Regions from separate parts of the Mus musculus genome. Here region 2 is linked to region 1. A link is a contact called in ENCODE Hi-C or POLR2A ChIA-PET data. All regions are on one chromosome and are shown on one strand. Each heading gives the region's core, a stretch centred on a gene start or an enhancer-like site at or near the end of the contact. The rest is flanking DNA. Distances are from core to core; before and after follow the strand shown. Region 1 holds the start of Slx4 (SLX4 structure-specific endonuclease subunit homolog (S. cerevisiae)). Region 2 holds the start of Trap1 (TNF receptor-associated protein 1).

Evidence for each region. Hi-C counts contacts between places; a loop is a spot of excess contacts on that map. ChIA-PET counts read pairs that join two places held with the same protein, here RNA polymerase II (POLR2A).
Region 2: POLR2A ChIA-PET joins it to region 1 with 16 read pairs in Patski. The contact joins the promoter of Trap1 here to the promoter of Slx4 in region 1. A Hi-C loop is called at or near these places in 2 of 37 maps with a recorded cell type or tissue (T-helper 1 cell and regulatory T cell). POLR2A ChIA-PET finds 5 or more read pairs at or near these places in 3 of 5 experiments (Patski and embryonic stem cell).

What each region holds. Positions count from the first base shown.
Region 1 is chr16:3,999,807-4,006,713 of GRCm38, forward strand. Slx4 (SLX4 structure-specific endonuclease subunit homolog (S. cerevisiae)) reads right to left here and starts at 1,872. Exons shown (of 15, transcript NM_177472.5): 1 at 1,555-1,872. The coding sequence starts at 1,564.
Region 2 is chr16:4,074,808-4,082,216 of GRCm38, forward strand. Trap1 (TNF receptor-associated protein 1) reads right to left here and starts at 3,003. Exons shown (of 18, transcript NM_026508.2): 1 at 2,886-3,003. The coding sequence starts at 2,973. It also overlaps a transcript of Crebbp not described here.

The DNA.
Region 1 (6,907 bases), core at 622-3,121:
ACTGAATGGCCAGCATGCCTGGGCAGGGCTGTAGAGTCCTTCAGCAGTCTCCAGGAGGTCAGACTTTAAGACCATCGATGAAAGACTCTGCACCCACACTAGAAATGTTTTTTACAGTAAGGAAGAGAAAGTGAGGAAACAGAAAGCAGGAGCCGGCAGAGCCCATCTTACATGTAAGTCTGGTTTTCAGTTCTGTGTGAAGGGTTAGATGAAGCATATAGATAGCTGAGGAAGCTGTCAGCCCATCCTCTGAGAGCCTCCTCAGTCTGAGCAAACTGGCTGGACCATTCCAATGTACCTACCTTAAAATCAATTCACACATATACTAAAGGTGCCATTATTTCTATGCTGACATGACTACTGTCAACTACATAAACAGTGACAAAAAGCTCATGGAGCACAAAGCTCTAAACACACTCATGGGAGCACACAGAGGACTGGGCAAACTGCTTGTAGGGCTAGGCTTATTTCTGTAAATTAAGTTTCATCAGCACACGGCGGCCCCCATTCACCTCCACATCGTCCTGGGCTGCTTCCTCACCACAGCTGCCATTAGGAAGAGTTGACCCTTTGTATCGAGGGGGGATCAGTTCTCGGTGCCCCTGAAAATTACTACCTATCTACATTTAACTTGTGCATACCTAGTGTACTTTAATTCACCTATATATTAATGTGATATCCAATATAAAGCAAAAGCTATATAAATAGTTGCTACAAGGTGTTGTTAGGGAATGAAAACGAGAAAAAAAGTCTGGACATATTAAGTACAAATTATTTCTTTTATCAAATGTTTACCTTCGGACAGAGTTGGAATCGCATAGATAAAGAGAGTCAATTGTTGTTGCAACATAAACATGTGAACTGTAACAACAACAAAATATTTGCTGTCTGGCCTTTTTGTTTTTGAGATAGGATCTCTCTCTGCATAGCCATGGCTATCCCACACTCAGTATGTAGACACTAAGCTGACACAAACTCCCAGAGATTCCCCTCCTTCTGCCTCCCAAGTGCTAGGACTAGATGTGTGCACCACCACACCCAGCTATCTGCTTTCATAGTAGATTTTCTGAGCCCTGGTTAACAACAGCATTGATCAGTTTGGTTCCTTTCTGGAACCAAATCTGGCAGTGAGTCCTGCCTGGTTACCTGTCTGAATGCTCTGTGCTCTCTCACACAACACTGGCTGATCTGGGGTAGGAGCAAGAACGTCTCCCTTCCCATTCGCAGGGAGAGCTGGGCCCCCTTCTTGAGACTTGGGTGCCCCTTGCTTTGTAGTCCTAGGGGTCTGGCTGCCTAATCGAGGTTTCTTCTCTGAAGGGCCTTGAAGAGCTTTGCTCCTGGCGGCAACTTGGCGGCCTTCTTTCCGTTTGCCTCGGTTCTGAGTGTGGCCAGAGGCCTTCTGCCTCGTCCTCTCTCCTGATGCTTCTTTGGTCCCATTTCTTTTCACCCTTTGGAAAAAGCTGGCACAGAGTTCTTTGAAATCGTCATCTGACTCCTCCATCACTTGACCTGTTTTAAGGTTTCCGGTTTGTCTTTAGGGGAGTGAGGACCGACCTGGAACCATGTCCACAGATGAGGAACTCGTGTGTGAGCCCACTCAGGCCTTCCCACGCCTCTGACCTCACTGCAGCTCAGCAACTCTTCTCTCTGATTTACTCGGAGACTTTGTACTGACCTCCTCTCCATGTGACTTTTATATCTTCCTTCAATTTGGACCCGTAGCTAAATAAGTTGTTTAAAAACTTCACAAGTGAGAGAGCATTTTGTTGTCCAACAGCTGCCTCTGAGATAGAACACATGTGAACTCTGTGATCAGGTGATTCTCCAAGATCTCCACAGTGATAAAGGGCGTAGGTTCATCTAATTTTATATCTGTGGAAAACCAAAAGCATCTAAGTATAATTAGACAGCTACTGCCATTTTATGTCATTTTTTCCCACGGTGTACAAGAGGATGTCAGGTATGAGGAAAGTCTCCAAATACAGTCTGGTTACAAGTACACTTGTTCCACAGGATGTCCCAGTGCAGAGCACATCACACACAAGACATATCACACACCACATAAGCACGCACACACGTGGTTTTTACTGAAATTGGAGAAAAATATGAAGAGCAGCTGCCACACAGATATATGCTCCCCAAATACAGGGAGCTTATCTCGAGTGGCCTCAGGACTCCAGCTGTCACCTGATCAGCTTATGGGACAGTCAGCAGATGCTGCAAAATGATTGAAATAAGGAGAAAAAGGATATATATATCCTTGTACATTCAGGAGACAGAAAGGCCACCTTTTTTCTATTCTGAGTCCATAAGAGCTCTCTAAGCTGCCTGCAGAGAAAGGCTGGCTCTTACAGGCATGAATGTTTATTAGGGCAAACAGTATATTCTAGTTCAAAATCAAAACTGAATAATCTGGGTCTGGGGAAACAGCTTGGTGAGTAAGGGTAAGTGTGCTTACTGAAAAGGACAGGAACCTGAGTTTAGATAGCCAGCACCCATGTTTAAAAAAAAAACAAAACCAGGTGTGGAGGCACTATTGTAGCCCCAGTGCTGAGGATGGGAGGGGAGATAGAGACAGGAGTATTGTTGAACCTTGAAGGTTGGCCAGACTACTTGAAAATTTGCAAGCTCCTGAGAGACCCTGTCTCAAGAAAGCCAACAGTGATAAAATAGTATACCCAACATTCTCATCTGGCTAACAGATGAGAATACACACACACACACACTCTCACACCTCCCTATATAACCCAATGACAGAAATCTATTCATTCCAAATACATAGTGCAATAATCTTATAGACGTCTCCCCTACTCCTTCACATGGGCTCTTTCCCCCACCTCACTCCATGTTGTCACACATGGTTGCCACAGTGACACCTGTCACAGCTTATAATCATTTGCAGGGCATAACATTCATTGAAAGCTTATATGCCCAATGCTATGCTAATTGCTTTTCAAATCTTTAGCCCATTTAATCCTTACAGCAATACTATATAATACAATCTACTGTCAGCTTTTCCTTATGGTGAGGAATCAGCCACAAGCAGTGTAAGGAACCGTTCTGAAGTAGCAGGGCAGTGTGGCTCCAGGGTATCAGAGCCTATGTTTCTACTCACTCAATTATCTGTTAGTGAAGTTCAGCATATCAGTTAGATAGACATTTATTTACCTTGTATTTTCTTTGGGCTATCTGGTACCCAACTTATAACAAATGCTAGGCAACGATCTGTTGAATTCATAAACTGCAAAGAGTTTGATACAGGGGGAAGACAGTGAAGAGAAATGGTAGCAAGGAGAGGCCTGCAGTGACAGAGAGGTCAATTCAGTTCTCAGGGACCTGGAACGTTAGGCAAAAACAAACTGAATTTGATTGTGCTAGATGTGCAAATCTCTACGACACATTAGCGTTGAGTCCCCACATCTCTCCTGACAATCAAGTCATAAGTCTGTCCTCTCTGGGAGGTGCTCCACCAATATCTGCTGAACGACATAACGGATTCCACCAGGCTGCCAGCTTCCAGGTAGGGGAATCCTGCCTCCTCAGCATCCTACCTGCCTACCAGCTCCTAGCAGGAATTAAGGGAATGAATGGATTCGGGCAGGGTGGACCCTCCCGCCTACCCTTACGGGTGACCCACGGAAAAGGACTGGGCCTGCCTTGGGAAACGTCCTGACGGCCCTAAAACCAGACAGAAGGTTCTGATCGCTGGGCTGTCCCTACCTCCCTCCCGGCAGGCGCTGCCCCCGTCTACCCGGTGCAGCTCCTGTCACTCCACCGCGGACCGGTCAAGATCGGGCGTCCGGGGAAGGCTGACAAGACAGACGGCTTCAGGCCTCGCAGAAGAGGGGAAACCGCGGGAAGTGACAACCCCCACCACTACTCCCCCGCACCGGGACACTCTAGGCCGATGCCGAGCTCCTCCTACCTCCCGCGCTTCAGCCGCACCTTCTTAACGGAGAACCGCGCGGGGCTGCGCTTGCGCCCTGAGGCTTGCGAGCAGAGAATGACGAGTGCGCAGGCGCATGATCTGCGCGTGCGCAAGACTATGTACGTGGTCCGAGTTGGGGAAGCGGGATGAGGGTCGGCTTCCGGTCTCTCAAAGCAACTACAACGTTTCCGGGCAGTGTGAGGTCACACGAGCTAGCAGTGTAGTCTTGCTGGCTGCGCGGTGATAGCGCTCGCTCCATGAATTCTGTTAAGTGCTGAGGAGCTTCGGGGTGAGGGTACTGATGGTCGCGTTTAATGAAGTGTGGTAACGGGGAGTGGCTCGGCGATTAAGAGCAGTGGCTGCTTGTCCAGAGGTCCTGAGTTCAGTTCCCAGTTCACAACCATCTCTAACTGAGTCCCGTGGGTATCTGATGCCCCCTTCTGGTGTGTAAATGTACATGTAGACATATGCATAAATAAATGAGAAACCGTGTGGTGGCATCCCCTCATGGTATGTGTGTGGAAAAAGCATCAGGCACAGGCTTAGTGCCTGGCTAGTGCAGCCCTAAGGGCGGGAGGCCCCAGTGGGCTCATATTATGGGTTTCAGCGTCACCCGGAGGTCCTAGGTAGTAGCTGACTTCTAATCTCATGTTAAAAGAGCAAGAGGCAACACTCTAATCTAGGAGTCAGGAAGAAAATGACTAGTAAAGAGAGTGAGGACCTTGTACGATGACACAGTTGGGATCTGAGCGTTTGATGAGTCACAGAACACTGGGAACATTTGAAGGAGTAGATCTGGAAAGAAGACCACACTTTTGTATTCTTAGAGATATAAAGTAAGATATTGCTGTGGTTTGGGTTTTTTTTTTTTTTTTAAGCCAAGGATAAATTATAGGATGCAGTATGTTGAGGCCTGCCCACTCTGAGGCATCCCTTCCCCCTGAGGTACGGGTATAGTATATAATATAACAGGTATAATATAGAATAGAGTTTATTTGGGGGCATGGGAGGGGGAATTGAAAAAGGGTAGGTGAGGAGAGGAACAAGGAATCGAGGAGAGAGGCCAGCCAGGAATACATGGAGAAAGAGGGGAGAGGGGGGATAAAGGGATCAGGGAGAGAAGAGAGTCAGAGAGAGAGAAGGGGCAGAGAGATCAAGGAGGGGTTTGGTTTGGTTTGGTTTGGTTTGGTTTTTGGAGACAGGGTTTCTCTGTATAGCCCTGGCTGTCCTGGAACTCATTCTGTAGACCAGGCTGGCCTCAAACTCAGAAATCCACCTGCCTTTCCCTCCCAAGTACTGGGATTAAAGGAGTGTGCCACCACTGCCTGGCCAAACAGTCCCTTTTATAGCAAGCTAGTCCTACCTGGTATTGCCAGGTAACTGTTGGGCAGAGCCTAGAAGGAATGCCAACAATTGTGAAATCCTTTTAAAATATGTTTCGGGGCTGGTGAGATGGCTCAGTGGGTAAGAGCACCCGACTGCTCTTCTGAAGGTCCAGAGTTCAAATCCCAGCAACCACATGGTGGCTCACAACCATCTGTAACAAGATCTGACTCCCTCTTCTGGAGTGTCTGAAGACAGCTACAGTGTACTTACATATAATAATAAGTAAATCTTTTAAAATATATATATATGTTTCAATAGATCCTTATCCACAAGACTCTACAACTATCATCAATATCAAATTCTAGAAAACTTTATAGTCTCAAATAGAAACTTCTTGTTCTCATTAGCAGTCAGCCCTAGTCCCTCCCCACACCCCAGCCCCTTGGTAATCTTCTAAGTTTGTGTGTTTATATAAACAGGATCATAAAATTGTTTGGCTTGCATAAGTGAATATTTCATTTTTCCTATGGCTGAGTAATCTGTTGTAGCATACACTACATGTAAGAATGGTATCTGCTCTGGGGTGAAAGGGATGAAGGTTCCTTGCACCCAGAACTCCACAGTGTCCAAAAGGTCTTCTGGCAGATGTATCAGGAACAAATGGGGCTGCGGTGGAGAGAGCGCTTACATCAGAGCATCCTTGTTCAGATATAAGGAAAGAAGGTGTGCTAAGTAAAACATTTAAAAGGCAGAGTGAAAACGTAAGGATGAGGATAAGAGGGAAGAAAGGAAAGACCAAAGGAAGGAGCCAGAGTGTGAGGATAAGGGCCATGTCCTTGTTACTGAATTTTTGTCTGGTTCCTAGGTCTTTAGGCACCATCTGGAATAGTTGTAGCTGTTTGCGAGCCCCAAGAGACCAACCTAATGTAATCACATTAGGGTCTCTTTATTATAAACTCGAGTTTAGGCCTACTCACCACCATCCCTGCTGCTGATGCAGCAGGACAATGGTTTAGTGACGCCCCAAACCTTTGTACTGCCAAAAAACATTCATGAGCCTCAATTGACCAAGGAGCCGATTTCGATGCTACTGCATTGGGGTCTCTTTATTCAAGCTCAAGCTTGGGCTCCTGCCAACCCTGACAAGGCAGGAAGGTGGATCCCTGAGCCTAGTTTTAGGCAAGCATTTATAGAGGCTAGCAGTATCTAGCCCCGTACACATCTGATGGGGGTGGGGTACATTTTGGCCTTTAACATAATTGGCTGTGCTGGGAGCCAAACCATAAACTTTTGTCTTCCTCCTGATTGGTTGTGGTTAGGAAGTGAAGTACCAGGGGCAGGCTTGTAACCTGGGGGTGTAAATTTATTGGGGAATAATCTGGAAACTGGATGCAGGTTTTGTTAGGAGGTAGCCTGGAAGCTGGTGCTAGGTACCGACCCACCTGTTGGTTCACTTGAGTTCAACCTTAGGTCAGGTTCTCTAAGATGGAGTCTGAACCCAAAAGATTTGGTCTCTCACCTTCATTGGGATAGGAAGTGAGAGTAAGTGGGGTGGTGAGTGTCTAGTCTGGCAAGCATCTAATAAAATAACTATTGTAAGCAGACAGGTGGGTGTTCTGAAACAAGACTATGAACAATCATAAATGGTCTGAA
Region 2 (7,409 bases), core at 1,753-4,252, 76 kb after region 1:
TCTTTGGAAAACAAAGGGGGGGGGGGCAGAACCAGATACCAGATTTGATTCCAGGTTAGCTTAACTGTCTAAAGAATAAACCAACAACTTAATATATGTGCCTGAATCAGACACTAAACACACCATCTGCATAGTATCAGTCTTCACGTTTCCCCCACACCCTAAATGAAAAGCCACAAAAACCTCAACGGCAGGCAGGCCACAGTCTCTTGTTAAAGTGCTGGGTGGCTTGGGACTTACACAGTAGCACTGATAATGTGACTGTGATATTGCAGACATGCATGTGTACACACACACACACACACACACCTAGTGCCCATGTTCCCCCCTAGCCACAACCACATCCCTTTTCCACAGGAACTGTTAAGAGTTGGCTCAGGGCCTCCCGTGTTGTCCTCCCAAGCCTGTCCTGTCCACTATTCACAGTAGCCTCTCCCATTCACCACTCACTCTCCTATCTATACGGCTCATTCCAGTGCTGGTTTAGGGCATTCCTTAATAAACTTGTTAAGATATAATTAACTTTACTGAATTACAACAGAGACAAGCTTTTCATCTCATAAGCCAATGCATCTATTACAAAAGCAGATTTTTCTCCAGCCTGAGACTGGTTCTGGGCACCCTGCAGAAGCTTCTTAGTTGAGCTTTCAAGAGGAGGAAAAAAAATCACCCGGAACCACTCAAGCGAGCAAGGGGTGAAAACACATGAGCTGTGAACTTCTACTTCAAAAAGATCACCCACCTTCCCTACAGATCTGTAACTGTCCGTACTAGAGCTCTGCTCATAATGGTAACTCACAGGCAAGCAGTGTTCTAAGTTGTGAGATATGCTGGCTGTTTTTCTGCAATTCTTGTTGGGTTTCAGTCCCTGGCACAAGAGACTGAGGTACATATTTTACACACTAAAGCAGACCTGGCCTCTAGATTCTCTCAGTATCTCACTCCCTACCTGGCATACCCTGCCCCTAATCCTAAACTTTCCAGCCCAGGGGCTGGGCTGCCCTTCCTCTAGACGTTCCTTCTTATATAATCTAGACATTTTGATGTGTGTCTCGCTCTGTCTCTTTCTCTGCCCCCTACACACACACACACCCCTTCCCAAGGCAACTTTCCTGGCCTTGGTCCTTGGGGTCAGTGAACTCGAGAGAGCAGCTTCCCAATAGACCTGCCTTTACTATAATCTAATCTGGTTTATCTCACTGGCTGTGGAGATATAACCTATCAATTACAAATGTCAGACCATCTCCAATTTACAGAAGACACAGGTGAGAGCTAGTTACATGGAGTGCCACTTCCTGTCTGGCCTTCTAGTTGTATCCTACCTTGACAAGTTTATTATAGATGGCAAGCATGAACTTAGGAGCATCAGCAAAGACAGAAATCAGGGAAGCTCTGGAGAAACAATGAGTCAAACAACCAATTGACCAATCAACCAACAGCACGGGGTTCTTGATAGCTGATACTTCCCAGAAGGAACACAAGGAAGCAGGCTGAAATCTTTAATGAAGTGGCAATCTCTCCAATAGGAAATGGATACTATGTATGTATTTTCTCCACCTAAGACCCAGGGAGAATTAGTGCCACCACAGCAGCAGGCAAAGTCGGTGAAAAGGAGCACCAATGTTGCAAATAAAAAACTTGAGCTAGACTCCAGAGTCAACTTTGGGAACAGACTGAGCAAACCAGCCAAGGTTGAGAAGGTGTTTGCAGAACATGATGCAAAGATACACAAGAAATCAGAGAAGATACGGATCCACTGTTAAGTAAAACCAGCTTCTCTGTAGATAGAAATCACAAGAGATGTCTTCTACACAGAGCTCTTTTTTTTTTTAGTATTCTCCGTGGCACTGGGGACCAATTCAGGGCCTATGCAAGCCAAGCACAAACTGCCTTTGGGGGCTCTTTTTTTGTTGTTTTGGTTTGAGACATACTCAAATGTTGGAAAAGATACTATGGGTAAATCAGTTTTGCTACTAGAGGACACATATACAGACAAAAGTATTTTGAGCACCAGGCACTGTGGCACACTTTAATCCTACCACTCTGGGGAGCAGAGGCAGATGAATCTCTGTGAGTTTGTGACCACCCTGGCCAGGCGGAACATATATGGTGAAACCCTGTCACCCTCCCCACACCCAATAAAAAACTGAGGTGAAGTTTGGCAGATTAGCTAATACAGAAATAAAAGGGCAAATTCTGAAACCGAAAACATGTTCCTAAAGATTTAAGCAATCGCTCACTCAAATCTGTTAAACACTGTAACGATATTTGTGGCCAAGAGAACATTTAGTGGAGGATGAGAGCGACAAAACTTCGGAAAGCCATTGGGAAGCTATGTTTATGCGAAACATAAATGTAATGAATGCCAGAAGCTTTAATATTCTTTCGCAGTTAATTCTTGACTTGAGCCCTTTTATGTAAAAATAGCTGTAAATACGTATAATTTAAGTGTATGTAACGCTAACATCTTCACTGTTACATGAGTGCGGGGTGGGAAAGTATAGATTAAGGTTATTCTCTCTCCTTTCCTTTCTCTTTCAATTCCAGGGATCAAACACGCGGAGTTCACTGGCTCCCTGAAGTCCTGGGTAACCGTTGGTTTTGCTCACCGTAGTTACCCCAGGGCTTGACTTCTGCGAGAGCTGAGCTTGTGAACAGCCGCGTGCAACGAACTTGTCAACCCAAGCGCGGGAGCGTCTGCAATCAGGACTACCAGGGACTGACGAGAGCAGGCTGTGGCTGCCCGTGACTCGGCTCCCCAAAAGCGACCACAAGGTCCTACTCCCCGCCCCACTTAGCAGCTCCGGCGCAGTGCGGCCTCCCGCCGGTCTAAGAGTGTGCACACAGCCTCAGACGCCGCCTCTGCGCTCTCGTGCCGCGCTCACCTCGCCGAACTCCAGCCAGCGCGGGGGCCCGCAGTACAGTCTGCAGCCCGCGGCCCCACAGCAACACAGCTCGCAGCTCGCACGCCATGCTTCCTTTCCCAAGTGTGGCTAACAGCCTAACAGAGTGATGAGGGGGCCTTCCGCGGGGGCGGCTCAGTGACGTCATGGCGCGCGACGGGCTGTCCAAGGCGTTGCCTGTGCGAGAACGGGAACGCAGCAAACCGCAGCGCGGGGGCCCTGAAGACTGTACTTTTTGACCTTGGATCTCAGTGACAAGGTCGCTGATCCCTTGCATTGTGCGTGTGAGGGTTATAGTGTCCCCGGCCCGCGGTGCTGGCGGTCCCTAGGCGGGAGCATCCCATTCTCGAGATGGCACTACCCAGCTGGAGTGTGGATCCACTGAAAAACTCTTACAGCAATGCCAAAACCTACACTTTGACAAATTTTAGGTTTGACTGTTATTCGCCAAAACGTGAGCTCAGTAACCAACACCTTTGGACTTACCCGTTTATTGTGACTTTCTCCCTACTGGAAGCTTGTTTGGGGATCCAGGCCACAAACCTTGTCTCTAAAGTTTTTTTTTTTTTTTTTTTTTTTGTTTTTTTGTTTTTTTGTTTTTGTTTTTCGAGACAGGGTTTCTCTGTATAGCCCTGGCTGTCCTGGAACTCACTTTGTAGACCAGGCTGGCCTCGAACTCAGAAATCCACCTGCCTCTGCCTCCCAAGTGCTGGGATTAAAGGCTTGCACCACCACGCCCGGCCCTCTAAAGTTTAATCCAAACTCCAGCCGCCTCCAGAGCAGGTCGCTTGTCCCGGTCCTAACCTCAGAGTAAGGCCCAGCGAGGACCTTTCTGACAGGTTCTCGCTTGATTCTGACACACACCAGATACATTTTCCTATGATCAGATTTTACTAAAACATTAGAGCGATTATCTAGCTTGTTAGCAGACACTAGTAGCAAGAGCAGTTAATTCCTGGATCCAGAATAGACTTGAAGTTTTGGTATAGGGAATGTTTAGTTACTGTTCTAGGTTGACAAGGATTGCTCCCACATTGACTTTATAGATGGAAAATAGATAAGAATGGGCAGATATGAGGCCAAACTTTAATACAGGCTCTGTATTTAAAGTGCCTGTTGCCCTGATAACCCCAAGAAATTGACAGAGCACTGTGTGCCTGTGATCTCAGTGCTGGGGAGACAGAAACAAGAGAATCCTTGGGTTTTGCTAGCCAACCAATCTGATTCTGATGTCCCATGTTCAGTAAAAGGCCATGTTTCAATATAAGGTGGAGAGAGCACCTGAACACCTCACAATTCCTACCCCTAACCCCCAGCCAGTTCTGCTCCTGCTGGGCCCACATCCTCCACAACCAGCCCCACCCCTGCTCCCTAGTGTCTTTTTCCATGGTCACCCTTAGATCCTCACAGTTCTAGCTTCTGCCCCCAGGTTCTGTATTACCTCCTCTAATCTGCCTGAGTCCCAGTCATCACACAGAATAGCTTCTCTTGATACTAATCCTCGAGGTTTCATTCTTTTAATTCTCCATTCTGGAATCATCTCTTCAGTCAGAAATGACATACTCAGCCGGGCGTGGTGGTGCAACACCTTTAATCCCAGCACTCGGGAGGCAGAGGCAGGCAGATTTCTGAGTTCGAGGCCAGCCTGGTCTACAAAGTGAGTTCCAGGACAGCCAAGGCTATACAGAGAAACCCTGTCTCGGAAAAAACAAACAAACAAACAAACAAACAAACAAACCAGAAATGACATACTCATCTGTAGAACTCTTCTGTAGATATGGCTTGAGAATATTAAGAAAGGAGAAGTGACATTTAGTAAAGGAAGGGGAATCTGGGCTTTAGTTAAGAATGGGGATGTAGGTTCTGCCCAGTATAAACTTCTTACATTCCAGGGAAACCAACTCTATCTAGGCCCACCTGTGGCCCACCAGGAAACCAGTTTGGAACCCATGCATTACCAAGGGAAATGACATCCCACAAAATTCCAAGGGCCATTTACACTCTAGCACAAACTGTAGTGGTTGCCTAACAGTGGTCCACTTCAGATACCTCTTAACATCTGACCCTTGATCTGCCTGGTTCCACTTCTCAGATTGAAACTTGTAATACTTCCTTCAATGTTCACTCCAGGAGTGAGTGTGGAAAGTTAAAAGTTATCTTGTTAGTGGCCCACACTTGTGCCAAGGACTGAGAAGTTCTGGGCAATGTTTGAGATAATAAAGGAATCTTGGCAGCAAGAGGGAAAAATACCCACAAGAGATGACAGGAACTGTCAGTCACGCCTCCCCCCTCCCCCCTGTCCCCACTGGTTGCATTCAGTGGACTTTCACAGATCTGTGTGCCCAGATTCTCACTGTAACTTGGAACGTTCCATATCCTTCAAGGAGCCTCTCTCCCTAATTCCATAGATAAACCTACACATACTGAAAATGTAAGTTTCCTTGTGGCAAGAGCCACAGAATACAAGATGAAATACCTAAAGGCCATTTCAGTTTCCAAGCCTCTAGTAATGTATAATTTTTTGAATTTTGTAGAGTGGACAAAGTGTAGTCTGCTTGGCTCAATTCTGTGGATAGCTAGGCTTACTTGACTCCCTCTGAATTTTTGTTTAGTGAAAAGTGAATTGTCAAAGATTTCATAAATCTTTTATCCCAGTAGGTTTTTTTTTTCTTTAAAAGATTTCATGTATGTCAGTACACTGTAGCTGTCTTCAGACACACCAGAAGAGGGTATTGGATCCCCATTACAGATGGTTGTGAGCCACCATGTGGATGCTGGGAATTGAACTCAGGACCTTTGGAAGAGCAGTCAGTGCTCTTAACCACTGAGCCATCTCTCCAGCTCCATAATCTATAAACACTGAACATGATGAAAGCAATGTTTTAGACAATATAGACCAGCTGCAGTCCACATTCACTCACCAAAATTCCCCGAGGGCCTATTTTTAGTTTTGGCTTTGCACCATTTCTTTATTATCTGATCCTTATTTTCCCCACCCTGTGCCTAGAATGTGCAACAGAAATTAAACACGACCAGTGCAATAAAACACATCGGGCTTCTCTGTATCTTCAGTCAGATGGGCAGGCAGACTATTTTTAACCCTACAATTCCCCAGGCTTGCTTCAACGTCTAGACAGACCTGCTTCCCTGTATACTGTTCTGTATTTCCTGGTATCACAGTGGCCACCAACACACAATCAGCTTAATTAGAAGTGTATATCCCCTTTCGTTTTTAAATACCAGCTTATTTTGTCATGCATCAACAATCTAGTTGATTCAAAACCCATCCTTACCACTTCCCCATAAGATAATTCTCTCCCTATGTAACTCTGACATTTCCTATGTACATCAGGAAGGCCTTAAACCCACCTGCCTCTGGCTCTTCTCTGATGAAAGGTGTGGGCTACCACACCATGCTAGCCCCATTTAATAGAAACCAAAACATCTTTGCACTCCAACAATGTAGGAAAACAGCATGTTATCTGTGAATGTAATATTCAGTTCCTAAATGCTAGTGTTTCTTAGAGCCTCAAATGAATTTAAGTATACTAGGATCTTCAGTCACTGACTGGTAGTTGAGCTAAGGCTAAGGGGACCATTAGCCAATCGGAACCATCTTTGAATCCAAGCAGTTTTACCAGCTTTTATTATAAACACCAGCACATTTCAAGTTCCCTCTTTTTGATCACAAATATAGGACTTTTTTCTTTTCCTCTTAAGTATACAGCATGAGACACAGTGTCTGGGCACTCCAGCTCTTACAGAAATTTCCTTAGGACAAAATAGGGATAATATCCACAGCCCACTCTCAGCCACATCCTTTGACATCCAAATGGACAATTGCATAGGATGCAGAGTCCAAGGAGGTTGGTACAAAGCTTTGAATTTCAGGATAGCCTGAAAAGGATGTCCCCAGTGCCCACATTAAAAGGCTACACATTGTCAAGTGCCACCTCCTGAGTGGGGCTGAGAGCAGCTCCTCTGAGGCTCCAGTTCCTCTTCTTGTTTGAACACATGGCTTGGGACTTCCCAATTGGCAGCAAAGGGAATTCTGAAGAGAGCCAAAATGTGCAAGGACCCATCAAGTTGAGCAAAGACGAGCATCACCTCTGGAGGACTTGGGACAGGGCTTAGTTGGGGATGTTAGAGGATGGTCTATTCCTTACCTGGTCTTATCCACAGCATTAAATTTCAAGATTCAAAATTCTACATTGAAAACTCTAATCTCGAATAGCTTCAAGTTTAGACTTCCAAGCACTGGGAATTTTGAAAATACTTTTGTGAACTTAAAAGGCCAAAAGGAAGGCTATTTGGGTCATGATTTCTAAATTTAGCAGCCCCCCACCCCCATCTAGACCACTCTTTTGTTGGAAGACAGGTATTTAAAAAAAAAAATTCCCTGGGAGCAGCAGACTAGGGGTAACAGTCCCCCGTCAGTGGTCCTCCTCTGAGAGTGACATTTACAGTATTCAGGAGCTACCATCCCCTGCTCAGGAAGGTACCTGT